3 separate regions of the Homo sapiens genome follow, and all the other regions are linked to region 1. A link is a loop called in an ENCODE intact Hi-C map of the cell type or tissue named here. Cell type or tissue: thyroid gland. All regions are shown on one strand. Each heading gives the region's core, and the rest is flanking DNA. Links, peaks and the distances in the headings are about the cores only. Region 1 holds the start of DLEU1-AS1 (DLEU1 antisense RNA 1). Region 2 overlaps DLEU1 (deleted in lymphocytic leukemia 1). Region 3 overlaps DLEU2 (deleted in lymphocytic leukemia 2).

Region 1 (10,408 bases), core at 3,623-8,622:
CAGGGGGATCCTCCGACATTTACGGTCCTTAGCAGTAGGGTTTTCCCTAGTGGTAAATGGGAGAGAATCCTGAATTCTAGTCACCAGGAAGCAGAAGTACGGCTGAGAGACACTGAAACTCAAGGTCAAGTCTTGCAGGCAAGGAAGAGAATAGCAAGTTGAGCCCTGGCTGATTCAGAGTCCTTTATACTATTGAGATGTACACATTTTTTGGATTATATCACCTGAAAAAGCATGAGGTTTCCACTGTGACATTTATTTTCTTGGCCTTGAAACCCAGAATATTGAGAATGTGGCTGTTAACCAAAGCCTCCTGAACTGAAGGAGGTCTTTTCTTGTATAGTGTGTGAAAGCAGAGAGGAGCTGTTCATTGTAGCCTTTGAAGATCACCTCTTAATTTCCCCGTGTTCTTATTCTCTAACGATGTGCTTCACTCTTCTTTGGAGGGGAGCCTCCTCTGTGCTGTTTGAGATCAGTACTTCCTACTGCCTTTATGATGGCCTTAGAGAAGTTCTCCTGCCGGATCTAGATGGATCTCACATTATGAAAGGAGCAACAGAACCCTGTAGGAAGGCCAGGGCTCTATTTATTTACATTTGAGGTGGTGGCTGTGGAGGAGGAAGATTCAAAACACACAAAGTTATGTATGAATTATGATGTGATATGTTCAGCTTTTAGCTCTCTACTGGGCAGCACTTCAAAGTTTGTTTCAATGGATTTTCTTCAGGGGGCCACACCAGCATCCTCCAAATGGGAGTCTGAGGATGCCTCCCATCTTACATCACTCACAGATCACTGCCAGAGCAACAAGAAACAAAAACCCTAACAATTTACAGTTCACCCTCTTTGATGTAAGGTGCAGTGGGGACACGAAGCCCAGGCCTCTGAGTAGGATGTAGTTGGATTGGCACAGAAAGCAAACTCTTCTTTCTTTCCTCAAGAAGAAGGAAAACTACACTAGCAAATTAAAAATATTAGCAAGCTTCTACTCAGATACATTTAGCTTGATTTGGGTCAAGGTGGGGGAAGGGAAGAGTAAGGAATTCAAACAGCCTGTGCCAAGGATTTGCTGAACATGTTCTTTAAAAAAATGCTGACAGGCATTAAATTAAGTAACAACTGCAGATTACACAAGGGTAAACACTGCTGCTAATGTTTGACTAAAAGCTAACTGAGGGCTCTAAGTGATTCCAGTTAATTTATAGATCACGCCAGTAACAGCCCCAGGGGACTGGGGCTGCTGAAGGTGGGAGATTCGTTTTATAGCCAGAAGCCACGTTTTTAATTTTAGAAAAAGAAAACTAAAGCTGTAGGAACTGATTTAGAAACTTCAGAGGGAGAGAGAGAAAAAGAGAGGGAGAGAGGGGAGGGAGGAAAGACAGAAAGAGAGAGAGAGGTGTAGGGGGAATGAATTGAATGTCTTTGCTGGGCTTGGGATAGAAAAGTGGCTAAGAAAAAAACAGAAAGAAACACATCTAACTTTAAATAACTCTTCCAGGAGGAGAGAGCATGCTAGGATCAAGAGTTAACTATTCCTATGGGGTAGGGGTCTTAAATTCAAGACTGTGCCAGGGGCTCCATCGACCCCAAATGAAAGAGTATAAACTGCCTCGTGTTATCAAATAAGATTAATTTAATTTTGCAACATTTAGCTTCAAGTTAAAATTTAAATATATGGTTGTACAGTAAATGATTTTAAAATTATAGTCCCTCCAACATAACCTCTCTTGACACAATTTTAAATGCTTTTTAAATGGGATGTGTAGTTTGTTTAGTACATAGCAGTTGATGTCCTTAGATTGGGTTTTCATCATGTATTTTAATTTACTAAGGCTGGGATGACCATAATTGCCTAACAATTCAATGCAACGGAATGGGCTACTTCAGCACTTTTTACTGCATTTTTCCATATAATATCTAAAAGTCACCCTGCGACACACACAGGCTATGTTTATGAAAGCAAGGCTTTAACCCTTGCATTTTTCTAGGTTTGAATAATTTTCTTAATAAGGCAAAAAATGTTTGCAAATTTGCACCATGATGTCAGCACGTCATTGTGAAGGAGGTAGGACTGGCCTGCACTTCAGGGATGAAGTCCTGTCCATTTGGTGTTTGCAAACCTTGAGGATCCTCGTGGAAGCCCAGTAACTCCAAAGACCCTTGTTTCTTCCCAAGTTTCTGTCTCCTTTCAGGCAAGGGCAAACATATCTGCTTTGCTAGGCCAGTCTTTAGTTTAATCTTAGAGTCTCAAAAACAAACAGTGGTAAGGTCTGGATAACATAGTTATCCATTTCTGCGTTTGCCCAGATGAAACTTTAAAAATGCTAAAAATACCAGGGCAATTTCTGTTAATTGCTCTGGATTATCAGGCTGGAGAAATGGATTGGGCGGGTATATTCTAGTCTATTAAATCTTGTGCTAACTTTACTGATATCGTCTCTTGGACTCTGGCAGCCTATTCTGCTTTTCAGCATTCTCCAGGGATGCTCCCAGCGTGTTGGAAACCAAACTCCCTGTCTGCAGAGACAGCCCTAACACCAAAACTTTTGCTTTACTAGAGAAGCCAGAAGAGAAAAATAATGCTGTTGCATCCTCTCTGACTCAGTTGACTCACTTTATGACTTTTATTGTCGGATCCCAAACTTGATGGCTGACCTGACTGAGGTCACCAGCCCCATAGGGCTATTTTAAAACTTTGAAAATCACAAGGCATTTTCAGTTCTTGCCACTTATGAGTTTGTGCAACTATTCTGATGAGTGATCCTTGAAGATACATTGCCTCGAAATATGAAGGTGTGCCAAGCTCTAGCAAAACTGAAAAAAAAAGTGTCATTTCAGAATGACCAGAATCAGTAGACATTGTTTATTACCCTTATCCTCCACACCTGATGTTAAAAACAAAGACTAGGAGCACCCATGCCTGCCAGGTCAGTTTATTTGTGAACATTGAGGAATGTCTAAAGGGGATTAAGCTTTCATGTATGGAAATGCTTTCTAATTCAAATAACCCACTGTAATTTTTTTTAAAGTGACATGAATTGATGATTGTAGATACTGTCATACTGTATGACCAAATAACATGATTATAATGATGTGGCATTTCCTTTCCTTGTCTTTAACAAAACATATGGCTTTAGGTTACATTTGTCTGGCTTTTGGTTCTTCTACTTTAACTTGAAAGATGAAATTTATGCAATTTCTCAAGATCCCGAGTCACAAAGTTGGGTAATGGCAAATGGTATCCTAATAACAACAATAATAACTGGATTTTATTGTGTAGCTATTCAGTGACTGCTCTAAACAACAACCCTAGAGGGCAGGTACTATTGTTATTCCATTGCAAGTTTAGGAAGTGAGGCACAGAGAGATGTCAGGCATCCACAGTCACACAGCAGTTGATGCAGGAGCGCAGATTCAGCCACACTGCCTGTTTTTATCTAGTTTTGGGCTCTGCCAGCGAGAGGAAATGTCACCACTCTTCCTTTCCAGGATCAAACTGCATATGTACACTATATTAGCTCCACCGGACTCTGTAATCTAACTTATTTTGGCATGGTAGACCCTTCATGCTAGAGTGGAGGAAGAGGGACTGGATTTATTCTCCATCGTGCCTGAAGAATCCATCTCCTCCTACAATTTAGAACACACATTTTGTTTTTTAAGATTGGACTATTTTATTGGAAAACAGTGGTAGCTACACTTAGCTTACTATTAATACATGTCAGAAATTTTTCAAAGTACTTTCCATTTCTTTTTCATTTTATTCTCACACTATGAAGTAGACAGTATTATCATCTCCATGTTATAGATGGGTATACTGAAACACAGATGAGTCATGTCAGTTACTTAAAATTGTCTAGTCAAAGGGACACAGAGATGGGCTCACGTCCAGGTAGCCAGGTCCCATAGTCCATGCTCTTAATGCTACGCTATCTTTCCAATGAGTTGATAACTAGTCAGGTGATTTGAGGGTTAGCAATAAAATGATTTGGACTGAGTTCTATCACAGCTGATGGAATTGCAGAATTGGCCATTTTATCATTAACAAGAGCAGTGCTGCCCCCCCGTTTCTGCCATTGTCATCGCAGAACATTCCAGAAGAAAGGTCCTAGGAGGATCTACAGTGGCTTGTGTTGTTCTCCCAGCATCTCAGACTGTGATATCTAACTCTTACTTCTCTTTTCTATACCTTGGTTCTCCTGCCTCAGAATAATAAGCCCAATAACAATAGCCTCTTTTTATTTGTGGTGTTTTCCAGCGTACAAAGCGATTTCTCACACTAGGTGATGTGAACCTCACTATGGTTCTGTAGGGTGTATTCAGTCTTCATTGTATTGATAAGGAAACTGTAGTTCAGAAACACCCAAAGCCACAAAATTGGTCAAAACGGGCTGGACTTAAAACCTGGCTTTATAGCTGGACGCGGTGGCTCAAGCCTGTTATCCCAGCACTTTGAGAGGCCAAGGTGGGTGGATCATGAGGTCAGGAGATTGAGACCATCCTGGCTAACATGGTGAAACCCCGTCTCTACTAAAAATACAAAAAATTAGCTGGGCGTGGTGGCGGGCACCTGTAGTTCCGCCTACTTGGGAGGGTGAGGCAGGAGAATGGCGTGAACCCGGGAGGCGGAGCTTGCAGTGAGCCGAGATCGCGCCACTGCACTCCAGCCTGGGCCACAGAGCGAGGCTCCATCTCAAAAACAAAAACAAAAACAAACAAACAAAAAACAAAACAAAAAAAACCCCTGGCTTTATAATCTCCTATCCCCTATCCCTATTCCCAAATCCTCCTGCAGTGAGAAATAACCTCTTGTAGCAGCCATTTCAGTGGGAGTCAAAACACTTCACAAAACCCTCTCCTTGTTCCTTGGAACAAGTCTCTATGAAGTGGTCCAAGCAGCCACCAGAAGTGGCTGGAGAGCACCCACATATGCTGCCCACGCTGTATTTTATGCCTGAATTTATTTGCCATGTAGACATCTTACTGTAGTGGTTGAGGATATTGGAACTACTTAGATGAAAGAACACCTAAGCCCCTGGTGGGCTTCTGTTAAACTGTGTAGGTCCATAGCACAGATAGGGGAGCAATGACAGTACTCTGTGAAGAGGAGAAGGTGTGCTTACAATGAACGGGGCCTTGGCGTCCACCTCTTCCCGATGGAGAGAAGTGTTGCTTTTTCCTAGAGAAAAGAAATGAACAAGACCTGTTGATAGTGAATGAGTTGGGTCCCCATGCTCCCCTTTCTCTGCCATGCCCTTCAGGTGGGATGCTGGCACAGGGAGGATTAGATGTTTGACCTACTTACTCATTCCAACTTATAGCTCACAAGGATGGAGCTTAGCTGGAGGCTGAATGCTGGAACCCCATCAGAGCATTTCAGAATAGCCTAGGCCATTTCCACAGGTCTGAATCTGTGACCTAGGGGCAGGCTCTTAGAACAACATATTCTCATATAATGTGACTGGCTGGCTGTAAGGTGTCCCTAAGAAAAGCTAACATCCTCTGCTCTAATCAGGCAGAAAGGAGTGAGAGGAGGAAGAGAGAGGAACCTGGAGAAAAAAAATGCAATAAAGGCCTGTAAAAGGAAAACTCACAAAGCCCTTCTCTGAAGAGCTTTTAAGATGGAGTTTACCAGCAAGGTACTAGCAGACACATACGAGCAGGTTAACATCCCTAAAATAAAGCAGGAGCCAGCAATAACAGGGTCGGGCAACAGAAAGCTACAGCTGGTAAGGAAGTCAGCAGCACCACACCATTAGATACAGCAATTACTTTAGATACAGGGTGGGGTCCCAGCTCTGCAGCACACACTCTCAGGCTGGAGAAACAGGCTGTGCTTCTGGGAAAGCATTCTCCATCCTGGGGTACAGATCCCTGGAGTCTTAAGAAGGCGTTGCAGAAAAATTAAGCATTATCTCGTCTGAGTCCCCTAGGCTGGGTTAGAAGTTGCTTGCCTGATTATTGCGTGCAGCTGGAATGGTCTTGGTACAGGGAGGGATCTGGGCTGAGGAGGATGGGCTGAGAGGGGAGAGGGGAGAGGGAAGAGGGGAGAAGGGGACCCGCACACATGCGCACTGTAGCAGAAGCTGCAACTTTGCCGGTTGCAGGGCTGTTGTGAGATAGGGTGCTTGCTACTGTGACTGGGGCCCCGCCTTGCAGATCTGCTTGTCATCACTTACCCTCTCTTGGTGGTTTGGGCATGCACTTCTTTGGGGGAACAAACAAAATTTTAAAAGTTCCTGAGTTTGACAGCAGCAGCCAATCACTTTCCTCCCTATTACCCTCCTCTCTTTTTTCTAAAGTAGTCAAATGCCAGCTTCTATTTCACTAGTTTCTATTTCTGTGAAAAACATTTCAGAACTGCTTTCCTCATCCTTCCCACTAAAAATCAAGCATCCCCCCCCCTCCCCGCCCTCCTGTTCTGTGCAGGAAGGGTTGGCCCACACTCACCTGATGTGTTCCCTCCTCAGTCGTGGCCAGCACCAGGTGGTTGCTGCCATCAGATGATGTTCTGCCCTGGCAAGCACATGTTTTTAAATGACTCTGCAGTACCCAGGCTTATAAAAACAAATGCACCCAGACGAAGTTCCAGCGCCCCGCGGGGATACACTGAAATTCTCTGGCCTTGCTGAGCTGGGCTTTGGCTTCGAGTCTCCTCTCAGGCAGACCTGGATACGTCTTCATTCATGTGCCTATTTTAGTCATTGCAAAATGCTTTATAATAATTCCAGACGTGAAATGTGCACAGGAGGACTCTAGTTTGGAGCACAGGCTTTGGGGTCAGAACCTCGGCTTGAATTTTGATGCAATGTATCTGTATAGGTAAGACTTTTTCACCTCTGTGCCACAGTTTTCCCATCTACAGCAGCAACACCTGTCTGTGTAGGGTTCTTGTCAGAATTGAATGAGATAAATGTGATGTATTTAGCACAGTTCCTGGTACATAGACAAACATTAGTTCAATAAAGTTTTTCTAGTATTATCATTTCCTTGTTTTTTCCAAAAAGTAGTTAATCTGAGCACACATCTGTTTATAGGAGGAGGTCTGATGGCCGGGAGGACAGGAAGAAGGAACCCACAATGAAGCAAAAGTTGCGTTTAACTCTGTCCTCACCATTCCTCTCCTGGACCTGTCCTAAACTGGAAGCTGGGGGAGGATGGAGTGCTGGAATGCTGCAGAAGTCTCATGGGAGGGCGCCTGGTGTTCACCACATGTGTACACTGTTGCACGACCAGGTTGGCACTTTGCATGTGGGAAACGATCAGAGAATGGTGGGGGATGCTTAAGAGGCATCACTGGAATCCTACGGTACCACAGACCAGAGCCTTCCCTTCCCTTCCTCTCCCACAGATGGAAATTTGAATGCTGGGGCTCAGTGGAACACCTGAAGGAAGCTGGTGAGGCAGATGTCCCGCTATGCCTTCCAAGTGTCATGCAACCAGTTCATGCCTGTCAGCATCTCTGCCGGTGGACTCTGTGAGTCAGCAAATCTACAGAGCAGAGAGCCACAAGTGGGGACAGATGTGGTCAAATGCCATTTAAATCAGTGATTCTCAACCCAGGAGTTGTCATGGCACTGGCCTTGAGTGAGCTGGACCAAGGGAAGTGGTAGAATTCCCCATGAAGGACCAAGTGAGCAGATAGAAGTTTCTCCATTTTAACTTTTTCTGAGTCAATTTAAAAAACACCTAGTGCCTTTTTCTGTACATAGTGCCTGTGGGTTTGAATTTAAGCCTACCCAAATGTGCTTTTATCCCACCTATTTTGAACCTTGCATGTCTCCGGGATAAGAATTAACATAAGCTATAAATATTCTTCCAGGACTAATTATTAACCGTGAATGTTGAGCGGCCTTGACAAATATAAAATGTTATATATAGGCCCAAGAGTAGATCAGAGAGTTATCTATCTACTTCAAGTTGAGACTCAGAGTTTTCATTAAACTCTGCAGTCTCACAGTATTTCCAATCATTTCAGGGCAGACGAAAGTTCCGTGGTATATCTTTTTAATGTGGCAGGCCTCGAGGGTGGATTGAGTTAGGCAATTTATCCCCTTTTATGCCCTATATTCACATGCAACACTCCAATGGGGTAACATAAAACCACAGACAGGTTTCTTTACACCGGTATTTAAGGGAACTAGGAAAGCAGCCCAAATCATGTGGAGAAAGCTGGGGAAAGAAGTATCAGAGGAGAAAGAGGACCTTAGCAGAAATGACAAAAGTGAAAAACCTTCCTAACTCCTTCAGACATGATGCTTAAAATTGTGTTTCTTTGGCAACTTATAATTTTCTGAAGCTGGTTCTCAGCCTCAGATCCTCCCCCAAGGTTTTTATGTTGTATTTTGACTCAGTAGGAGGGATCCAGTCCCAGACCTTCCGGCTCTCACCAGTACACCACAGGCTAACGCCATCCAGCAATCAGATGACAGGAGGAGGAGAGGTTCAAAGAGGACTACTGTATTTCTCAGAAGGGGCTGGCTCATCTACCCTCCACTGTATTACTCACACTGTAGATGCAGAAAACATGTCAAAGTATACTGGGGCTCTGCAATGCATGCACCCACACACATGTACACATACGCACAGACTTCCAAACTAAAAAGGAGAACAGAGCTCAAAAGGGGACAGTGTGCAACTGGTGCTCCATGTTGTAAGGACCTCCCCTCCTGCGGGCGCGGCTACCCCAGCAGGCTTGTCCGGGCATGTCCGCCCAGTTGACGCCAGGCCAAGTTTTACGGGAGGAATTGGCCTGTGTCTAAAGCTGGAGTTCAGCTTTGCTGACTATGGAGACTGATCTGTTGGTTGTCAGCAAAGAAAAGGTGGTTTCAAAAGAGCAGCAGAGGACTCTGTGCTAGTTGCTACTGGCCAGCTTTGACTCCGATTGGAAGCTTGAAAAACATAGATTGGAAGCTATGCAGAATATCCAGTGACAGAAATAAATCAGAGATTGCCAGGGGCTGAGGGTGAGAGGAAGGAGATTGACTTCAAAGGGGCACAGATAATTTCTCAGGGTGTCGGAAATATTCTGTCTTGATTGAGGTGGTGATTACTCGACTGTATATGCTTGTAAAAATTTGTAGAACTGTGTGCCTGAAAAGGGTGAATTCTACTGTATGTAAATTATAACTCGATAAACCTGATTTTTAAAAACACTGTAGTTTGGGAGGCCATATAAAACCAAATAACATTTTGAGTCATTAATGCCTCTTTAAGAATATTTTGGATTGATTTTTTTTATTAGATTAAAAAAATTCTTCATGGTAAATATTAATTAACCCTTTAAGAGCCAAGTGGAGGAGTGGAATCTGTATGTTTTAGAGTTGTTTGTTCTTTTTAGTTGGTCACTTTACACACTTAATTTTCAATTTTATTTAGAAAAAGAAGTTATGCTTATGAAGCATAAAAGCTGTAATTCCAAAAGTTGAATTGGTTTTGAGACCCCAAAGTCATGACTATGTAGAGAATTTCTAAATTCTTAAGGATAACCTATTTAGGAAAACCTAAGAAATCAACTATTACAACTAATGCTTCATTATGATACCTGGTTACAAAATATAAAAAATATCCATAATCAGATAATAATCGTAAAGAGGGAAAAGAGCTCTTTTACAACAGGGGAAAAACAAAGCAAAACAAGCAAGAATAAGAACAATAAAACCTGGAAACAAACTTGTTTGTTTATATAGGGCTTCTATCAATTTAGTTGTAAAACTTTAGTTAATATGAAATCAGGCTTGAATAAATTGAGACATATTTTATATTATTGGATGATGTCACTGTTCCTCAAATTGATGGTTAGGTCCAATATGATTCTAATCAAAATCCCAATTGGAATATTTTTGAATGAAAATGTGACTGTAAGGTTTATCTAGAATAATTTGTGGATAAAAATAACCAAGAAAGATTTATAAACAAATAAGGTAAACTGTACTTCAGGTGTTAAAAACCTGTTATAAAGCTTTAATAACATGATATTGGTATACAACTAGACAGAGAGAAGAGAATAGAGTCCCCAAACACACTCAAATACATATAAGAATTTAGTATTTGATGAAGACACTTCAAATTAGGGAAGGAAATGAAAGATTATGCCAGTGAATAGTGCTGGGGAAATTAATTCAGTTTTTAAGGGAAGGAGGAGACCCAAATCATATCCCTAAATAAATTCTGGATGAATTAAATAAATTTTAAAATATGAAAACACAAATGAGTAAAAGAAATTATGATAAGTATCTATCAACTCTCAATGTATGGAAGCACTTTTTAAACAAAAAGGTAGAGGAAGAATCTATAAAAGAGAAAACAGAATGTTTTTACATAAAAATTATAAACATATACATCAAAACTCATGATAAAGAAACATAAGGCAAAGAATAACTTGAAAAAAGGGCAAAATAGAAGACAA
Region 2 (10,408 bases), core at 1,894-6,893, 120 kb before region 1:
GGGAGCTTTGGACCTGGGATGGCCGTTCAGAGTTGCTCTGAAATTAAGCAGAAAGATCAACTTTGACTGCCCCCACCCCACCCCACCAAACCCACCCAACACATACACATTGACCAGGTACTGGATTGGATACTGTCTGTCTTTGGGAGGGAGGTGTCACTGGGAAACGTGGCCCCCTTAGCCCATGGACATAACTTAAAAAGGAACTCAGCTAAGCCACCAGAAGTCAACACCCCTGGCAGCTGGGGGATGAATACTTAGGACCTGATGAGAGATCTGGATGGCACCCTGCAGCACTTGCCACAGATACGATTACTGTTTTTAATTCTTTTGCCTTTGTCTTGTGTCTAGATTCCAAGAACCAGGAGGTTGTTTGCTGTACTCTCCCTTGTACAGTTAGCTGTCTCTAGTGCCTGAATGCACTAATTGTCCTTTGGGTATGGATGAGGTAATGAAGGAAAGGGATGCTGGGAAGAGAGGCCACATGAGAAGGTTAGTGTGGGTGTAAGACACAATGCAGAGGATTTGTATTTGTGCCATCTGCCTGCTTCTATGATTCATCTGGGTCTGTGCACCCTTGTAATCAGCAGGCTGCAGCAAACTAAGTGTTGCTTGCTAAAGAAAAATGAAAGCTGGAATTTCAGCAGGGAAGAAAGTATATGCCCCACCGTGATGAGTACAAACACACAGCATCAGGGAAGCCACACAGAATGAAGCTCTGAGAAGACTGTTAGCATTTTCCCTCCACGCCCCAGGGGAAAAGGTGTAAGTAACAGAATTAGTCCAATTGGTCAAGAATTCATCTTTCCTGTCACTTGTCTCTTGTGGGAGTTCAAACTTACTCAGTCCCACCCATTTTGATTGAGAGTGAAAAGAAGGACATTTTAATTTAAGAGCAGAAGATGGAACTTGAGGGCAGAACAAATTTGGCAAATGTAAATTCTTATCCAAAAAGCATGCTTCCTGTACTTGGCACCTTGTTTCCCCGATTCTGCCTGATGTCCATCTCTTTTTCTCATTGCAGTTTGAATTCAGGCATGTGTCTTTCCTCTCAGCTTCACCATGCATAAGGGGATACTTGGCACGAATGAGCTCATCCTGGCTGATAGGAAAATCTTATAATTAGGCAAAGAAACTCAAAAGAACTGAAGCCCTTTTCCCTCCATGAGCATCTTTCACTAACTGGCCTAGGAGTTGGTGCCTACCAGTTGGATTATATGTAGCTATGGGGCAGGAAAGGGTTAAAGGATTTAGAAAGAATTGAAATAAAAATGAAAATTTTTTCCCTATTAAGATAGCAGAAGTTCGAATGTGAATCACTGTTTTGCATAATAAGCATGGCCATATAATAATAGCTAACATTGTTGAGTTCTTTCTTAGTGCTGGGCACTGTGCTAAGCACTTTATAGGGGTTATCTCATTTTATGTTCATCATGACTCAGTATTGTGGATATTATTACAACCCCTCAAGACAGATGATGAAACTAAGACTTGGAGAGGTTAGGCAAGTTGCCTAAGTGTGGAGATAAAATTCAAATCTAGGTACCAATGTTTTTGAACCACTCCTGTACTGCTTCAGTAGCTATGGGATGGGGATGGGGGAGTAGTTTGAATGGGAAAATCGGAAGTGTCCTCACATAGGCCTCCTAGGGAAAAGCCCTTCTGAAAAGCATCCTACTGTAAGTTTCCTTCTTGTAGCTTAGACCATTTTCTTTTGTGCTAACAAGAGAGACCAAAGGGACGGTTGAGATCTGAAACTTAAGTCAGAACCTTAAGATTGAATTTGGGACCTCTGATATTGACTCAGAGTCTGTGGCATGAAGATGATGACCAAGACCATAGATTTGGATAAGATTGTTCCAAGAGGAAACGTGCAAAAAGGAGGTTAAAGAGTTCAGGCTGGATTTTTGGGAAGCCAACATTTAAATTAGGACATGTAGAGGAAAATAAGCCAATAGGAAGGTCCAGAAAGAAGAGTTAATCGTTCTGTGGTAATCCAGGAGAGGGAGGTGTGTCGCTATCCAGAGGCAATGAGGCAAAACTGTCAGCTTGGATGACATCTTGTCTTCTAAGACAGGGGAGGTGGAAGGAAAGATCAGAAGAAAGGTGACTACATTAGAAGGTGGAGAGGAAGCAGAGTTAAGGAAGTCCACGCCAGGGCCTGTATAATCTTAAGGAAGTAGAATGTTCATTTCTTTGGGGTTTTCACACTCAATTCCTTCCTTCCCCAAGTACGCCCCAGGTGACACTCAAGCAGGAGTACCTCAACCCAAGAGTAATCCAGCTGTTGACCTTGACAAAATCGTGTTGGCTTGACAGAGAGAGAGAAAGCTGTGTCTGTGCCTTTGCTGGGAAGCTGGTGATAGAGACCATGGCTGCACGACTGCCAGCTTTCATGTGGCTCGGTTGACAGGGGTTTCACCCTCTGATGAAGTTCTCCAAACTTTCTTGGAAAACCAGCTGGGCAGGTTTACCTTTTGTCTACTGCCTTGGATGGATCTCATTTCTATCCTAGTTTGGGGTTAAGTATTTTCTGGCTGCCTCCTGCCCTTGGAGCATCCAGAGACAGGTGACATGTGGACACTCTGCTCACTCCTCTTTCTACTGGGAACTTTGGGCTGAGGCCAACTCTTGTGAGTGCTAAAGTGCTTGGGGGTTGGCAAATTCAAGGTAAACACTGCCTGACGTCAGACTCCTGTGAGATATCCTACATCCAGACTCCCAGAGTGGGAGCTTGCAGCCTGGCAGGTCTTCCTTTCCTTCAGTGCTTTGGTGCCTGCCTCATTTATGTGACTGTTAGTTGAATATTTTGTACTTTGAAAATATATGAAACCTATTAGTCAGTGGAGTAGGATTTTAGCACTCCAATCTCTCATTTTATGGACAGAGACTGAGGTTCAGAAAGGATTGACTTGTCCAAAGTCACATGGCTGGTTTGAATCCAGGTCTTCTGGTTCCTAGTCCATAGCTTTTCTCATTTTTATCATGCAATAAAAGGTAGCTCATCACAGAAATGTAAAGAGAAAGAATGGCGACCTCTCTCCTTTCCCACAATTCTTACCAGTTTTGTATCTCTTGCTCCCAGTTAGACAGGTTGTAATTGACTTTGTCTCTTCATGGAAGGATACCTGTAGCTCACACCCATAGCTAAAACCAACTCAATCCCTTGAATCATTTCTATTTGCAATCTATTTCTAGATTTAAAAAATTAGTGAACAAATCTCTTCTTTCTGCAGATAGGAATATACCCTTAGGGCAACAATCCTGGAGAAATTTGACTTAAATTTAAACCAGATTACAAAACACTGGGGACAGGCATTGGTGGAGTTGGGATGAGATTATCATAGTAGCTCAGCGATGAGTGTTTAGCATAGTCTATTCTAAGTTTATAACAACGCTGGGCATTGTTCTATTTTACTGTACAGGAAACTGGGTCACAAAGAAGTTAAGTAATTAACCCAGGTCCCTAGGGTTAATTATGTTAATTAAGTGTCAGTGCTGGATTTCAAATCTTCATTTAACTGGCTCTGATGGCTGTTCTCTTTCTACTACCCAGTGGTTCTCTAACTTGATGTATACAAATTTTCTGAGAAGATTATTTAAAAAGTAGTTTCCACCCAATCCAAGGATTCCGATTCAGCAGGGCTGAGGTAGGTTGGAGAATCTATATTTTAAAAAATGCCCTCAGTGGTTCTGGCATAAAGTGTTGGGAATTCCTGGAGGAAAAAAACAGAGAGGTGGGGGGCAGTGGGTGCAGATGGCAGCTTCCCCTCTTTGACAGCTTGGGGCTAGGCCAGACACTCTCCAAGTCTCACAGCCTCCCTAGACCTGGTCAGGTGTCCTCTGATTGCAAAGGGTGGGAAGCCTCGGCAAGCTGTGCTGGAGGAACTCGCATTAAGACAAGGCTCCCCAGCATGGAAATCCCAAGTTCACCCAGAAGTTTCAAAGTTAGGGATGTAGTTCCTTCTCTGTTGTTTTCCTTTCCAAAGAAAGACCCATTTCCAACCATACTCTAAGCCCAGAGGTGGACTTTTCCTTGTCTCTATTCTTAGTGTTGGCACAAGTTGCTGGCCCAGGGAAGTGCCCAGTGCTCATTGAATCATGACTGGTGGAGGGCATGCTCAGGCGTTCAGTCCTGGTGAGTTAGGTTCAAGGGCTTCCCTTTCTAAGTGTCTCCTGTTTGAGAGTTACACTCTGTATGGGGGCTACCCTTTGGAATGTAGCTCTAAGGAACACATAGCTGAGGGTCCCAAAGTAGGCAGTTTTCTAAGGGGCATAGAGATGAGTGTGTGTGATAGTTTTTATCCTCCCTGATATTTTACAAATTGAATCTCATTTACTTGTGGGAAAATACTATAGAGATTAAATTTCTAATCTAGCCAGCCTGTAATTATTTCTTTTCTTTAGCCAATCACTGATACTTCAGGCGGCTCCTTCCCAGTCCAGAGTCAGCAGCAAGTATCATTAACTCGCCTTCTAATATTTCTCCTGGATAATAAGACAAACAATCAGGAGATTCCAAGAGCCTGAACCCTAATCAAAGAATCCGGTCTTCTGGTTCCTCAATATCATCACATGCCCTAGGGCTCTAATTTTCCATGCCTACAAACCTCAAAACTCAAGTAAAGGCCTCTGATGATTTTCCGTAATGTGATTCCATGTGTTATAGTATTCCCTGCTCAGCTCCCACCTCCAAATGTACACTACATTTAAAGTAAGCCAACATGCACAGAGAGACAAGATAACTCACCATCTTGATAGTCGAAACTTTATCATTTACCTGAGTTTCCTCCTCCTCACCCATGTCATCCAGAAAACTGAAAATGGTCCAGGCACAAATTAATGAAACAGGTGGATGGGAGGCATGAGGTGGTCATGGTGGCTGTGGTGACCTGGCGGGAGTATGCGCTCCCCAAAGGAGGCAGGTTCCATTTAGACACATCCAGTTTATTCCAGGTGATAACATAGGCAAAGGGCTGGCAAGTGTTCTCATTCTTCAGGAGAAGCTGCAAATATGAATGAGATCTCCAGATTTAAAAGATGTTGGTGTTATAGACCGCCTATCTTTCCTTCCTTCCTTCCTTCTTTCCTCCCTTCCCTTCCCTTCCCTTTCTTTCCCTTTCCTTTCCTGCCTCCCTCCCTCCCTCTTCCCCCCCTCTTTCACTCCTTATTTCCTTGTTCTACAAATATTATTTATGTACTCCCCAAAATTCATATATTGAGGCCCTAACCCCTCTACCATGTGATGATAATGGAGATGGGATCTTTGAGAGGTAATGATGGTTAGATTAGATCATGCAGGTTGGGCCCTCATGGTGGGATTAGTGGCCTTATAAGAGGAAGAGAGAGAGATCTTTTGCTCGCCTCGCATACATTCACTGAGGAAAGGCCATGTGAGGACATAGTGAGAAATTGGCGACTACAGCGCAGGAGTGAGCCCTCACCAGGACCTGAATTCACTGGCACTTTGATCTTGGACTTTTCAGCCTTGAGAACTGGGAGAAAACACATTTCTGTTGCTTAAGCCACCTGGTCTATTGTATTTTATTAGAGCAGCTCGAGAAGACTAACACAGTTGATCATGAGTGCTGGACAACAAATTATATCCTTAGATCAGATGATTGCTGACCATTTGCCTGCTTTGTTGTAAAAAGGGCATTAAAAAATGAAATTAGGGATGGACGAGTGGGTACAAAAGGGAGAAGGAATTAACACAATTTTGAGGTATCAGCAGGTAGGTAGGGCTGGTTGGTTGTTTTCTAAACAGCTGTGCTCGAAGTAATATTTTAGCAAGATAGGGGCTTTGGAGCCTGCTTGGGAAGGCTCAGTTTCCTTCCTTCCTTCCCTTCCCTTCCCTTCCTTTCCCTTTCCCTTCCTTCCTTTCCTTTCCTTTCTTTCTTTCCTCCCTCCTTCTTTCCCCCCTCTCTCTCACTCCTTATTTCCTTGTCCTACAAATATTTATGGTGCACTCCCTCCCTAAGCACCTCCACCCCCCCAACCCCTGACCAACTGCACTAGGCCCCTGAGAATACAAAGGAGCAAATGACTTGGTCTTTGTGTTTCAGGAGCTTTAGGTTCCCTAGAGCTCTGATTTGTCTAAGTGGAGCTGTGAAAGGAGGGCAAGTTTTCCGGGCCATCATTTCTGCACCCTTGTCCCCTGGGAGTTGACATAGAACTAGTGGCTGCTCTGATTCAGAGTCAAGTGAGAGGAGGTGCTTGAATGCTGCTCTCCTGTATCAACATCCCCCTCCTAATTTAGATCAGAATTGATTCTTTGGTTGTGGGCAGCATGGCAGAGGGGAGAAGGTTCAGAGAGGCTGCATTACTCAATCGCTTTCCTTCGGGCAGGTTGGATTGTGATTGCCATGAAGTGAAAACATCCATAACCCTGAGTGGTCATGGGTTTGAGCATGTGTAGCCACTGCTCCTATAACTTGGCTGCTGGTGGCTGGTGGTAACCAGGACAAAGAGAGAAGAGACTCTTATGTTAGAGAAATGTAGTGTTTATAATAAAATAAACCTTATAGCATTTCTAAAAAAAGTATTCAGGCAAGTAAATGACAGTCAATAAACCATCTGCTAGTGAGGTCCACCCAAAGCCCATTCATGTATTTACTCAGTAACCTATCATTGTGGAGGGCATTGGATTAGGAGCTGTGGATATTGGTGATTAAGCTGCAGGTCTTGCTTGGTCTGGCAATTGAAAAACTGATTTTTCCAAATACTGTATCTGCATATCTTGGCTTCATGAAGATAAGGACCTGTGGCTGCAAAGGTCTAGGGGGTAGAGCAGAGGGCTTCTGGCATTTAATCTCTGTTAAAAATACTTTTCAAAATCATTTTACCAGCATATCAAAGCTGTAAAATATATTAAGTTAAATGAGAAAAAAAATCAGAGATGTAACTGTTAAAATCTAGAGTATTTTAGTTGAAAGACTGGGACATGAAAAGTAAATTTTCAACTTGAGAACACTTTGTCTCAGGGAGGTTTAAAAAAAACACCTTAAAAATAACAAGAGCTTCAAAGCAAGTGTTTTTATCACTGGCAAGGCAGGTGGTCCCACGTTTATTGTATGCAGGGTTCAGGGAAGCTTAAACTTAAAATTTTTAATGATTTTTTAAAGTTCAGCTAAAAGACATTATTCTGGGATAGAAAAAAGTCTATTTATTCCACTCTAGGTACTCCGAAGCAGGGTATGGATTCTGCTTTCATCTTTCAATGCAAGCCTGTTTCCACAGGGTTGAGATCTGGCATGGACAATTTCAGCCTGAAACGATTACTTTTGGAAATTTGCAGTGAGTGGAAACAGTCATGTAGAGCTGTGGATCTTGCTACCTGGATCAATAACTTCTTCTAGTTAAGCTTCTTGCCAAGGAAAAGCAAGGAATATCAAATTTCATAGACCTAATGAACCACTGGAAACTGCTTGCACCCATGTGTGCAAGGATCGCTTTTTATGATTTATACAAACCAAAGCACTCATTGGAATAAGAATAATAGCTAACGTTTATTTATCATTTATTATCCTGGCCACTGTGCCAAGTATTTATATACAGTGAGTTATTTAATCCCTGCAACAACCCATGGGTAGGTACTATTATTTTTCCTTCTTTATAGATAAGAACATTGAGGCACAAAAATGCTAAATTACAGAGTGGGATCAATGTGTTGCTCGCTTAGAAAATGAGTCAAGTTCCATATGTGTGAGTAAATGTGAACATTCCCACTTCCTTGTCACTTGGTTTTCTTTCTCAAGTTTGGTGTGTTTGCTCTGTGTTCACAGGATATTGTTAACTTCTTAGTCCTTTGAAGAAAAATCAAATTTTTTCTTAAGAAGAGACTTTTGAAACTCACAATATGAATTCAAGAAGCAAAAAAGAAAATCGAATTTCACAAATGGGATACCAATAGCTTGGAAAAATCCATTGCTTTTGCAGGGTTTGTTATTGAGGGAACCCTGCCTTTCCCAGCATCCTTAACATTTCTTCCTCAAATAAAAGGTAATAAAATGCAACCAACTGACTCATTTTCTAAGTGAATGACATATTTACTCTACTCTTTAAGTTTAAACTCTAACCAATTCCCCAATCCTTAGTTCCCATGAAATGTAATGTTCTCTTCCTAAAATGTTTGGCCAAGTTGGGGAAGGTGGGCATGGCAGTGTGAGCCTGTAGCCAGGTTCCAAGGTTCGCTTGAGGTTAGGAGGTTGAGACTAGCCTGGGCAATATGGCAAGACTCTGTATCCACAAAAAAAAAAAAAAAAATTAAAAATTAAATGTTTGGTCTTCTACAACCTGGCTTTCCACTTCTCATTCCCAATCATGCTCTGGGACCACCTCTTTCCTGTGCTGAGGAAGGCTAAGGAAGCACTGTGTTCTTTGAACACAGTGCTCAATCCATCCTGCATTGATGCCTTTGCTATGACAGTTTCCTCTGGTCTCTTCCTCCTCTGAGTCTAGCTTGAGGGCCACTTCCGAACAGCTGCAGAGTTGAGCTGCTCCTCGGTACACTTCACTGTTGAACCAACCTGGGCCACAGGTGTTGCAGTGAGGTTGTCTTCAGAGCCTCACCCTACAGGAAGAAAGTCTGTGAAGTTTCTGGCCCTGGCACAAAGCTGCAGAATCTTGGTGAATCAAACAACTTCTCCAAGCCTCAAAGAAGGCACTTTAAAAATTGTGAAGCACTAACTGAAGGAGAGGAGAGTGTCAAGGATTCCATCCTCCACTTACTAGTAGCTGTCTTATTCATTTGGGACTGCCGACCCCCAGATAGCCTTCATCCCTGGAAATGTGCCTCAGATGCATGTCTCTTCACATGCTTGGGCCTTCCAGAATGTACCAAAAGCCAGGGTTAAACAACGTCAGCTGGATGAACACATTTCAGTGGCAAAGGCTGTTGGAAACTACCACTGTGTTACATTTCACTTTAAACTCCTCACCTTGAAGTGAAGCTAAGTCAGGCCAGAGAATTGAATGGATTTGCCCTTGGCCACAGTATGAGGTGGTGGAGTAAGCGGAAGGAGAATGTGGTATGTGTTGCAGGCTGTCAGTATTTGCCAGACTATGGTCTTTTAAAAAATATATACATACATTGCACAAAGAGTTTGGCATTATAAAAAGAATCTTTTAAGTACCACAGTCTTTTATCCAGAACATTATTAAGAACTTTTTATTAAAAATTAAGATGCCTCAGAAACCATATAAAATTTTAACAGGCTCTACCTTTCCACTTCGCCTTTTCCAGGGCACCTCAGGAGAGGTGGTAGAATTCTCAAACATTTGGAGAGCTCTGCGAGGAACATTCTACTTTGCCAATTTGTCCCTGTATTGGCCCAGGACAGCCATTTACCACCTTGTTTTTGGTTATTTCAGCTGCTGCTAGGCGTTCTCCTTCAAACACACCTGGATTGCTGTGAGGACACTGCCCCACAGGCGGAACACAATGTGTTTCTCAGAGCTGCGGACTGTGGGCTGTAGGCTCCCACAGCCCTGTGTGTGTGAGCCCGTTGGCGCTCACCAAGCTCTTCTGAAGTTCTCTGGTTTCCTCTGACTTCTCTTCTGGATGGGAACTTAGGTACGGGACCAGTCCCATATATATTCATCAGTGCAGGTCCCTTTGTTCAACTCAAATGAGCACCACATGGGGTTCCTTCTTTCTGTGGGCCTCAATCCCTTCTGTGCTTGTCTTTTAAACTAATCTGCTCACATGGGGAGAGTCTTAAAATTTTTCCTGAATGTACCTCTTTTTATCTTCAAGAGACCCTTTGCCATTCTAGGGTGCTGTAATTTGACAAATAAATCCTTGTCCCACTTTCCCCTTCCCTGGTTTCTCACCTAGATCCTGGCCTTTCGTTCACCTGCCGTCTTTCAGAGTGGAGAGTACTCACCCTTCAGTCTCCTATTCACTGCAGTAACCCAAATTCCCTTCTCTTGGGTGGTCTCCTTTATCACTTTCGTATTTCTCTAATTCTAATAGCAAGACTTCAGGCCCAGCTTGAGAAAGCATGCATTTTCCTCCTTCATGTTCGTACAGTCCATTGGACATCCTTACCATCAGCTCTTGTTGGTTGAAAGATCTGAAAACTTTCAACTGGCCATTTCCTGAGGTTCTCTTTTTTGTTCATGGAGAAGCAACTGGAGCCCTTCAGTCTGGGCACAGTCAGGAATTTTCTGGATTGCTGCCATTATTCTTTTATTCAGTAAACATTTGCTGAGTCCCTTCCATATAAAAGTCAGTATCCCAGGGGCTGGGGATACAAGAACATGACCAAGGCCCTGCCTAAAGGGGCTTGCAGGCTGGTGCGGGAGACACAGTGACACATGTTGCCTTCTATTGGATACCAGTGCAATAGGTTGGAGTGGGAGCAGGATGTATGGGATGCTCTGCCCCATGCCAGAGGATGGACCA
Region 3 (10,408 bases), core at 3,237-8,236, 430 kb before region 1:
TTATAGCTCTTATGGGAATACTTTTTCCTTATTTTTTCATCATAGGATTAGACCCTGTGTTTTTAATTTAAGTCCTTTAATTTTTGCTGTTAATGTTTAATTTACTTGATGACCCCGTACTGTTAACTTTTGACCAAGTGAACTTGGGACAGTATATACAAACTGTTTACCTAATTTTAAGGAAACTCTTTTAAAAATAAGATAGGTTTGATGTGAAACAGAACATTAAATTCATTTCAACTTTCCATGTAGAAAAATATCATATGTATTTAATCAAATAACTTTTCCCCCCTTATTGGAGGATGTATTTTTATCAGCATGGAGGTTTTTTGTTTTTTAATAATTAGATGTTTATGCCATTGGCAAAACAACCCAAAGCTGACCATGACCAAACTGCAATACTTTTAATAAACTAAAAGACTACTAATATAGTAGATATAAAACCCTTTCCTGATAAGAAATTTTTATAGCGTATGACTGAATCTAACAATTCTCCCTCTACCTTTATTTATGCTCGTTTACTTTCTTTTATAGAAAATTGAAATTCCTAAAGTTTAAGTTTTTAGATGTAAAAAATGTTAGTATATACAGTTAAATTAAGTTCAAGGTTTCTTTTAAACCACTTGATGTAATTTACTTTGTATATAGCTTTTATTTGCCTTTTTAAAATTATTATTACAATTTTTTTAGACAGAGAATTGCTGTATCATGCAGGCTGGAGTGCAGGGGCGTGATCTCAGGTCACTGCAACCTCTGCCTCCCCGGTTCAAGCAATTCTCGTTCCTCAGCTTCCCAAGTAGCTGGAATTATAGGCGCAAGCCACCATGCCCAGCTAATTTTTTTTTTTTTTTTTTTTTGTATTTTTAGTACAGACAGGGTTTCTGCATGTTGGCCAGGCTGGTCTCAAACTCCTGATCTCAAGTGATCCTCCTGCCTCAGCCTCCCAAACTGCTGGGATTATAGGCATGAGCCACTGCACCCAGCTTATTTGCCCTTCAAACTAGACCTGTGGACTTGCTTTTGAACATTTTCTCCCCTAATTATAGAATACATGTGCATTAAAGAAAACAGAAAAAAATCAGGAATGATTGGAAGGCATTGCTTCTGAAGGCCTCTTAACAATATACCTCTCTCCTCATCTCCTTTCCCAGTTGACCAAAGAAGGCTCCGTGTTTGTCTTTTATGTATATTAGCATGATTGAACTTCATCCATTTAGCCTTATTGAATACTGTACTTTGTTTCTCTTCAGGAAAATTACAGTTTGATATCTTGTGGGACAGAAGGTTTCATCTTTCAGTCATCAGAGAGCAAAGTAGGAAAGACTTAGAGAGGCAAAGTCCCTCTGCACCTAAGGATACACTATTTTTACTCTAAGGGGGCCATGAGGGTTTATTTACTTTCATCATTTTGGGGTGAGGAATGGTTAGAAACTGAGGGAGCATAAATAGGTTAAGTATTATCCATGACAGTAGGGTGGGAGTTAATGGAAGCTCATTTATAGCAGTTCTACTTCCTGATTTATGGGTATGTGTGGTGCATTTTAAAGAGATTCTGGTGAACTAACAAGGTGTAATAATTGTATTTTGTTATATATCATATTATTGACTGCCGGACTGCTTAACATGCAGCTTAATAATTATTATGGATATCTTTAAATATGCCACATTCACTTTATTCAGAAGTGAACTGATAAGCAACAAGCTGCCATGTGCTGAACAGTATTAGGTACTGGGATAAACAAGGGTTTTAAATGCTGAGAATAGTGTAAGCTATATATGTTTCTGTATAGCCTTCATGGTTTGCTAATAAGGTAATCTGTTGTCATTTCATAATTGAAATACTAGGGGGAATGTTGTAAAAATGCTCTTTATTATTGTTATTTAAATGGAAGTATTTTGTGTGGTTTTATAGTCATGGTGGGAAATCATGAGTTTTTGGACTAGGGTAGTGATGGTTGGGATAGAAGATGAGGGAAAAATCTGTAATGCCTCCCTGGTCCCTGGCCTGGTTGTAGAGTACAATGGTGGTATCATTAACCAGGACAGGGACAAGTGGAGGAGGCTCATGGCTTTTGAGAGAGAGAGAGAGAGAGAGAGAGTGTGTGTGTGTGTGTGTGTGTGTGTGTGTGTGTGTGTGTGTGTATGTTTATGGGTGTGAGATGGAACGCTGGGACATGAGAGGGAGATGACAAGTCCAGTGAGGACATTTTGAATATGAAAGATTAAGCACTCATGGGATACCTAAGTAGGGAAGTTCAGTAAGGAGCTCAATATATACGACTGAGGCTTAGGAGAAAGGCCTGGGCTGGAAATGGATATCACTAAATAGGTGGTAGTTCAGATTATGAGGGAAATGGATGCCATTGCTCATAGAGACTAAACATAGAGGAAATGAGAACCAAAATTAGTAAATGGGCAAAGTAAGAGGAAGCAGCAAAAGACTGAGAAGGAATGGCTGAGAGAGGGGCAGGAACACCAACAGAGCTCAGAGTTAAAGGAGCCAGTGGTAGAGAGGTTTCAAAAGGAAAGAAGTCAGGAGTGTCAGAAGGTAAAGACAGGCCAAGTAAACTGAAAAAGATAAAAGGATTTGGCAGTTCTGTCATTAGTAATGTTTGCCAGAACACTTTCAATGAAACAATGGTGGCAGAATTCTGTTTGTGTTGAGTTGAAAAGTATATTAAAATAGGGAAAGGGGCTGGGTGCAGTGGCTCTTGCCTGTAATCCCAGCACTTTGGGAGGCCCAAGCAGGCAGATCACCTGAGGTCGGGAGTTTGAAACCAGTCTGACCAACATGAAGAAACCCTGTCTCTACTAAAAATACAAAATTAGCTGGGCATGGTGACACATGCCTGTAATCCCAGCTACTCAGGAGGCTGAGGCAGGAGAATTGCTTGAACCTGGGAGGCAGAGGTTGTGGTGAGCCGAGATTGCGGCATTGCACTCCAGCCTGGGCAACAAAAGCGAAGCCCCGTCTCAAAAAAAAAAAAAAAAAAAAAAGAGAATGGTTACAATAAATGTGTATTATTTCAAGGCTCTTGACATTTTCTTAAAAACAAAAGATGATAATTTTAGGGAGGAGGTTACAGAATAGAGTAGGAGATCTACAAGAGAAGAGAACTTAACATTTTTATAAAGTATGGGGACAGAGTCATCAGAGAGGAGAAATTAGAAAGGTATAGTGAGATCTAGTAGGAGATAAGGGTGCAGGTAAAGGAATTAACCCAGAAAAGAGAAAGGATACCTTTTCCTCTGAGACTAGAAGGGAACAGGTAAGATGGTTTTATGTATAACTTGTAAATCTAGAGCAGGAAGTTGAGGGAATTCATAGCTAATAGTTTTAGTTTTTATTTTTTTTCTGATAAAGGAGTCATAAAAGAGGTAAGGGTAGAGCTGAAGTAGCAAGTTTGAGTTGAAGTAAGATGGTACAAAATATATGCTCTAGGTAATGGGAGAGGGAATTAATGAGGGAGGAAGGTTGTTAGCAGAAGAGGGTGATGTACCTGAGAACCTAGGCTGGATAGGAAAAGACACAAAGCATGTGGGAGATTGTAGTTTGAAGAAATGAGATTGTAGTTTGAAGAAATGAGGAATGGGTATCAAAATTAGGTAAGAAAGCAGGTATTTAGGGAGTAATGGAGTAAAAAAACTGCAAGGATAAGTAGTTGTAGTCAGAGATCAATATATTGGACTCTTAAGGCTGTAGAATAATTTCTTGGTTATCAGAAGATAGAGGGTGTAGCTTTGGGTATGGATTACTGAATGAAGTGGTTTTATGGAGTCAGAGTTCATAGTTTTTCAATGGGTTTTCCATATGGACACTGAAGTGGGAGGTGATGGCAGAAAATGCAGGGGAGGCAGATACTGTCAGCAAAGGGCCAGAGTCCTCAACAAAATGGAATGACTGGGTAATTAATAAGAATGAAAGAAAGGAGTAAAAAATTCCCAAGATTGTTCATCATGCCTTTTTTTTTTCCTCGTAAATTAAGAGACATGAGGGTAAGGACTATGTCTGAATTAATCCAACAAATGCAAATATTTGTTGAATTAATAAGTGAATGATAAACTCATGTTGAATAAGTATTTCAGAAAACTTGTTTTTTTCTTATTATAAGTAGTCGATATTAAAGAAAATACAAATAAGCAGGATGTAGGAAAAAATAATCCCATCAGCCAGAAATACCTACCCCCAACACCCTTTGTTATTAAACTTTTTGCTTAAATCTGTTTGTTGTTCATATATTTTTTTCCTAGCAATATTCAGTTGTACACTTTAACATCTAAATAAGTATTTTCTTATGGAATATAAGGATGTACTATAATTTAAGCAGTTCCTTATTTTGGGGCATTTATATTGATTCCACCCAAGTTTCTTCAACTGGTAAAACGAAAAACCTAATAGCTATTTTTTTTTTTTAGACAGTTTCGTTCTTGTCGCCCAGGCTGGAGTGCAATGGCACAATCTTGGCTCACTGCAACCTCTGCCTCCCAGGTTCAAGCAATTCTGCTGCCTCAGCCTCCTGAGTAGCTGGGACTACAGGCGTATGCCACCATGCCCGGCTAATTTTTGTATTTTTAGTAGAGACAGGATTTCACCATGTTGGACAGGCTGGTCTTGAACTTCTGACTTTGGGTGATCTGCCCGCCTCGGCCTCCCAAAGTGTGGGGATTACAGGCGTGTGCCACCACGCCCGGATAATTTTTGTATTTTTAGTAGAGATGGGGTTTCACCATGTTGGCCAGGCTGGTCTTGAACTTCTGACCTCAGGTGATCTGCCCGCCTCAGCCTCCCAAAGTGTTGGGATTACAGGTGTGTGCCACCACGCCCAGCATAATAGCTAAATTTTTGCCTTACTTATTTTCTTAGGATTCTTAGAAGTAGATTTTCTAGGAGGGGCTTCATAGAGATCCTATTTATCTTTATTTTAGGGCCATTTCTAACAGGCTTGTTTATGTGCATTCCATCCAGGATTGGAATCCTGGACAATGGACAGTGTTGCAGGTATTGACTGATGCAGGCATGCTGACAGCCACAAAAGTGAGAACTGTTAGTCACAGGTCCTTCTTCACAAAAAGAATGATGGGTATTTTTAAAACTTGGAATCAAGTATAGTTTTCATGAGCACAGTAAGAGATGATTCATGAGCTGAATACAGGATATAGTAGTCAATTCAGAAATGCATATTCAAATTAAATAAAAAACTCTTACAATAGTCTATATTTGTTGATAATACTGAACTTTAGTAGAGGTTTTTTTCCATAAATTTTAAAACTGTGGCAAAATACTCATGAAGTTTATCAACTTAACCATTTTTAAGTGTACAGTTCAGTGGTATTAAATACATCCATTATGTTGTAACCATCACCACCATTCATCTTTGTAACTAGTAGAGGTATTAATATACCAATCTTGAATAGTCATCAAAGTCACTCTACCTCAAACTTTTCCACAAAAGTATGGTTAGTAGCAGAGAGGAGTGAACAATTGCCTTAAAAACTTGGTCCCAAGCTAGAATTCTTTTTAGCTTCATGTTTTGTCTTAAATTTAATGTAAATGTAGTGTTACATACCATAATGTTCCTATATTTAGTAAAATACAATGATTATACATTTTTTCAAAATCTCTGAGGGAGGTTGATCCCCTTAACTTTGGCAATTTTGAGACGAAGTCTTGCTCTGTCACCCAGGCTGGAGTGCAGTGGCATGATCTCAGCTCACTGCAACCTCTGCCTCCCGGGTTCAAGCGATTCTCATGCCTCAGCCTCCCGAATAGCTGGGATTACAGGCATGTGCCACCATGCCTGGCTAATTTTTGTATTTTATTAGAGATGGGGTTTTGCCATGTTGGCCAGGCTGATCTTGAACTCCTGACCTCGGGTGATGCGCCTGCCTCGGCCTCCCAAAGTGCTGGGATTACAGGCGTGAACCACCATACCCGGCCTTCATTTTTCTTTTACGGTTTAGCCAAGGCTATTTATAGTAGTGTATGTCAAGGAGTAGACTGATTGATGTTCACCCTCTTCAAATGTGAGTGTCACAGAAACTGAAATTCACAGAGTAAAAATTTAGAAGTATCCTTTTATATTATATTTGCTCTAGTAATCAAGCATACTTCATCATTATTAATGCTATGAGACAATCTTATTGTACAAATAAAGAGAATGATTTCATGTGCTGGCTAGGGCCATAGCCCCACCTTTCCAAAGAGTATCAACTTTTCAACTATCCATGCATTATGACTCCAGAGACTTGTAAACCCTCTCAGGTGTAATAAATTTTTTTTTTTTTTTTGAGAGGAGTCTCGCTCTGTTGTAAGGCTGGAGTGCAGTGGCGCTATCTCGGCTCACTGCAACCTGCGCCTCCTGGGTTCAAGTGATTCTCCTGCCTCAGCCTCCCGAGTAGCTGGGACTACAGGTGCGTGCCACCACGCCCAGCTAATTTTGTGTTTTTAGTAGAGATGGGGTTTCACCGTGTTGGCCAGGCTGGTCTCGATCTCTTGACCTCATGATCCACCTGCCTCGGCTTCCCAAAATGCTGGGATTACAGGTGTGAGCCACTGTGGCCCGGCCCAGCTGTAATAATTTTGTTCTTCATGCCTGATCCCATTTCAGGAGATTGGTTATTACATTGAAGGACAGTAGCAAAATTGGAACTAAAGTCTGAGTCTCTTAACTCCTAGTTGAGGGTCTTTCCAATTACACCAAAAGGAAAAGAGTTACATATAACAAGAGATAAGACTTACTCCTACCTGCCCCCACAAAACCACTTTAAGCCATCCTAAGAACGGTCTCTTTTTTCTCCCTCCCTCTCTCCTTCCCTTCACCTTTCCTTTCTTCTTCTTCTTACCTTTTTTGGGGGTAACTCCCAACCACCCCAGTTCTCAGAATTAAAAGGTTAAGAATATTTTAGTACTCTTCAAGATACAAAGTAGACTATTAGAGTTTTTTGTTGTTGTTTCTCAAGCTTGGGACATAAAGCTCAGAGATCAGAACAACAGAATTTTAGAAAGGAATAGATAGGATACATGAAAAAGGCTGCTGGAATATGAAAAAACTGGAGTAAAAATAAGCAAATCAATACTTCTGAAATGAAGCCTTCATTGGTAGAAAAGAGTGTAGGTCACAAAAATGAATTAGCAGAAGTTCTTGATTTCTAATTATTGAAGATTCCTATCTAGTGGTATTCTAATATGCTTACCAAATTATGAGTTGCATTACTTTTTAAAAACCTAAAACCAAGTCAAGATTTACAGAGTGACCCCAGTTTATTTTGTTTGGTAAGTTTTCAGTTCCAGTTATTAGGCAAAACAAAAATTGCTAATACGTAACAATGCTGAAACAGGCGATTGGTAGAATAAAACAAAAGGGATTCATACAGCTTTTGTACTGTCTTCTTGAAAAAGTCATATTTGGCCATAAAAGCTAATACATGCTTTAGGAATGGAAATGATTTAACCTGATTTTTTCAAGTAAGATTTGTTCAAGAATAATGGGCTTATGTTGTCAGTTGTGGGTTCAAGCAGTAATTCACTTTGGACTGCTTCTATTCAACAGTATGCTGTCTGTACGTAAAGAGTTACATGGAATTTAATTTTAGCATTGGAATCTATTTGAGATACCATTATCTTTTATATTCAAATGAAAAATTATGGGCCTCTAGAATTAAGTGTTACTAACCTGATATAGATAGAATAATAGCTGTATCAAAAGGAAAAAAGCAAGGATAATATGTGTATAGGGTTTGAATCATACAGTCTCACTAGAGATGTGTTTTTTAAAATTGTGAATGTTTGTTGATTCATTCAAAACCGTTTGAAAATTGTGAGGGAGCCAGAAAAGGGGAGAATATTTGGATGTATAATTTAGATGTATAGTTTGCTTGCTTATCAGGGAATAGTTAAGTTCCTTTTTTTTCTGTATATTTTAGTTGGTGAAATTAACAGTTTTTGTTCTTTTAGATTACCCTGTAAAAGAACATGGCATTTTATAGATGAGATAATTGAGGCTTATACATGTTGAGTTATAATGTGTGGAGGAGTCTGATGTGCATCCAAGTCTGTCTGCCCCTAATGTCTCTGTTTTTAACCATTATCCTCAGAATGAAATACATTCATATAGTAGAGACCAATTCTTAAACAGAAGTCATCTTTACTCACAAAATTAATCTGTGAAGTACCCACTGTTCTCAGTTTCTCTCCCTCTCACTTTTTCTTTCTAGTGCTTTGCAGTTTTTAATGAAAGTGAATATTTTTTTCAGAAATTATTATTTTCATGTTTTTTATTAGAGGATTAAATTTGTTGCTAAGATCATTTAGTAAGTCTTTTGCAGTCTTTTAAGATTAGACTTAAGTGTAAACTTAAAGATTGCCTTGAAGTATATTATTTAGCTATATTGCATTATTATTCCTTATGTAATGAGCTATAGACTGAGCACTCCTTGACAAATCACAAGAATAAGACCCAAAGAATCAAACTTTCCCAAGTAACTTAACTGCATCCCAGGACAAAACTCAGGAACATTTAGAGGAACAGAAGACTATCCAGCAGCCAACAGATAAAATTCACAATGCCTTGCCAGGCACACAAAGAAGCCAGAAAAAATAATCCACAATGATGAAAACAATCAATCATCTGAAAGTGACCTTAAGCAGAGAAAGATGTTAGAACTAGTAAAGACATTGAACATTATTATAGCTATATTCTATATTTTCAGAAAGTAGAGACATGAAAGACATTTTTAAAAACTCAATGCAGTTCTAGGGATGAAAACTACAATATCTGAGATCTACTAATGGTATTTGTAGCAGATTAGACATGGCAGAAGAAAAGGTTAGTGAACTTGAAGGATATAGCAAAAGAAACTACTCAAAAATGAAAGAGAAAAAAGAATGACAAAAGCATCAGTGAGCTATGGGACAAACTTACAGAATCCTTATGTAAACATAATCAGAGGCATCAAAGGAGAGGAGAGGCAGATACAAAAGGGATATTTGAAAAAGTAATGGCCAGAATTTTCAAATTGGACAAAAACTATTAACTCACAGATCCAAGAAGCTCAACAAGAAGAAAACTACACCAAGGAATGTCATAATCAAATTATTCAAAGCCAATTATAAAAAATATGGAAAACAGCCACATGTTATAGAGTAACAAAGATAAGGTTGACAGCAGATTTCTCATTAGAAACATTGCAAGTGAAGAGACAGTAGAACATAAAGTACTGAAAGAAAAAAATGTTAACCTCAGCAAAATATCATTCAAAAAACAAAGGCAAAATAAAGATGTTTTCAGACATACGAAAACAACTCTTTACCATCAGGTAGACTGAAGGTAGACTGTGGTAGGGTGAAGATGTATACTGCCCTAGGGCAACCAGTAGAATAACAAAACAGTTATAGCTAATAAGTCAACAAAGGAGATAAGATAGAATCACAAAAAAATACTCAACCCAAAAGAAGGTGGAAAAAGGAACAAATAAGTAGTGAAACTAATAGAAAAATGGCAAGGCAATAGACTGTAATCATATCAGCAATCACATTAAATGCATATTATCTAAATATCCCACTTAAAAGGCAAAGATTGTCAGATAAAAAGCAAGACTGCTTTTGGACCTGGATGAACAGGAGGCACCATCACGGAAGTTGACTCCTGCCACAACAATGACTGAAAGGTTCAACACCAGGAACCCAAGAGCCAGGACATCTACTGAAGGCTGTTGGTTAAGCTGTATATGTTTCTGGCCAGAAGAAACTCTACCTTCAACCAAGTTGTGGTGAAGAGGTTATTTATGAGTTGCACCAAATGGCCATCTCTGTCTCTTTCCTGGATGATCTGGAAGATGAAGCTTCCTGGCCAGGAAAACAAAACAGCTGTGGTTGTGGGGACCATGTTCAGGAGGTGCCCAAACTGAAGGTGTGTGCACTGCACATGAGCAGTTGGGCCTGCAGCCAAATCCCCAAGGCTGGGGACAAGATTCTCACCTTTGACCAGCTGACCCTGGACACCCTCAAAGGCTGTGGCACCATCCTGCTCTCTGGGCCTCACAAGGGCCAAGAAGTGTACTGGCATTTCAGCAAGGCCCTGGGAACCCAGCATAGCCACACTAAGCCCTGTGTCCACTCCAGGGACCAGAAATTCAAGCACATCAGAGGCTGATGGGCCAGCCAAGGCTACAAAAACTAACCCTGGATCCTCTATCTTATTAAAAAGATTTTGGCCTGGGCGCAGTGGCTCATCCCTGTAATCCCAGCACTTTGGGAGGCCAAGGAGGGCAGATCACTTGAGCCTAGGAGTTCAAGACCAGCCTGGGCAACAAGTGAAACTCCATCTCTATAAAAAATTAAAAAAAAAAATTAGTTGGGTGTGGTGGTACATGCCTGTAGTCCCAGCTACTTGGGAGGCTGAGGCAAGAG

Evidence for each region. A loop is a pair of places that touch in the nucleus more often than their neighbours do. Peaks named below come from ENCODE experiments on the same cell type or tissue, not always from the same donor. Only the 100,000 strongest peaks of a DNase experiment are listed, where the experiment ranks them.
Region 2: a loop joins it to region 1, with 2.5 times the contacts of the local background. A loop is called at or near these places in 14 of 110 quality-filtered maps.
Region 3: a loop joins it to region 1, with 3 times the contacts of the local background. A loop is called at or near these places in 74 of 110 quality-filtered maps.

What each region holds. Positions count from the first base shown.
Region 1 is chr13:50,520,829-50,531,236 of GRCh38, forward strand. It overlaps DLEU1 (deleted in lymphocytic leukemia 1), which reads left to right. Exons shown (of 7, transcript NR_109974.1): 6 at 7,038-7,236; 7 at 7,352-7,815. DLEU1-AS1 (DLEU1 antisense RNA 1) reads right to left here and starts at 6,621. Exons shown (of 3, transcript NR_125753.1): 1 at 6,451-6,621; 2 at 5,124-5,179; 3 at 105-608. RefSeq lists enhancers at 8,004-9,203, 8,144-8,832, 8,833-9,521. In thyroid gland, for the core only: a CTCF peak has its summit at 6,604; a DNase peak (open chromatin) is centred at 6,593; H3K27ac peaks cover 2,603 bases.
Region 2 is chr13:50,400,875-50,411,282 of GRCh38, forward strand. The region is part of intron 3 of DLEU1 (deleted in lymphocytic leukemia 1); the gene reads left to right. Among named protein-coding and RNA genes, the nearest start is that of DLEU1-AS1, 120 kb to the right of the region's middle. In thyroid gland, for the core only: no CTCF peak of the experiment used is centred there; DNase peaks (open chromatin) are centred at 2,617 and 4,107; H3K27ac peaks cover 3,078 bases.
Region 3 is chr13:50,089,698-50,100,105 of GRCh38, forward strand. All of the region lies in intron 1 of DLEU2 (deleted in lymphocytic leukemia 2), which reads right to left. The region is part of intron 2 of DLEU1 (deleted in lymphocytic leukemia 1); the gene reads left to right. It also overlaps the pseudogene RPL18P10. Among named protein-coding and RNA genes, the nearest start is that of DLEU1, 13 kb to the left of the region's middle. In thyroid gland, for the core only: no CTCF peak of the experiment used is centred there; no DNase peak of the experiment used is centred there.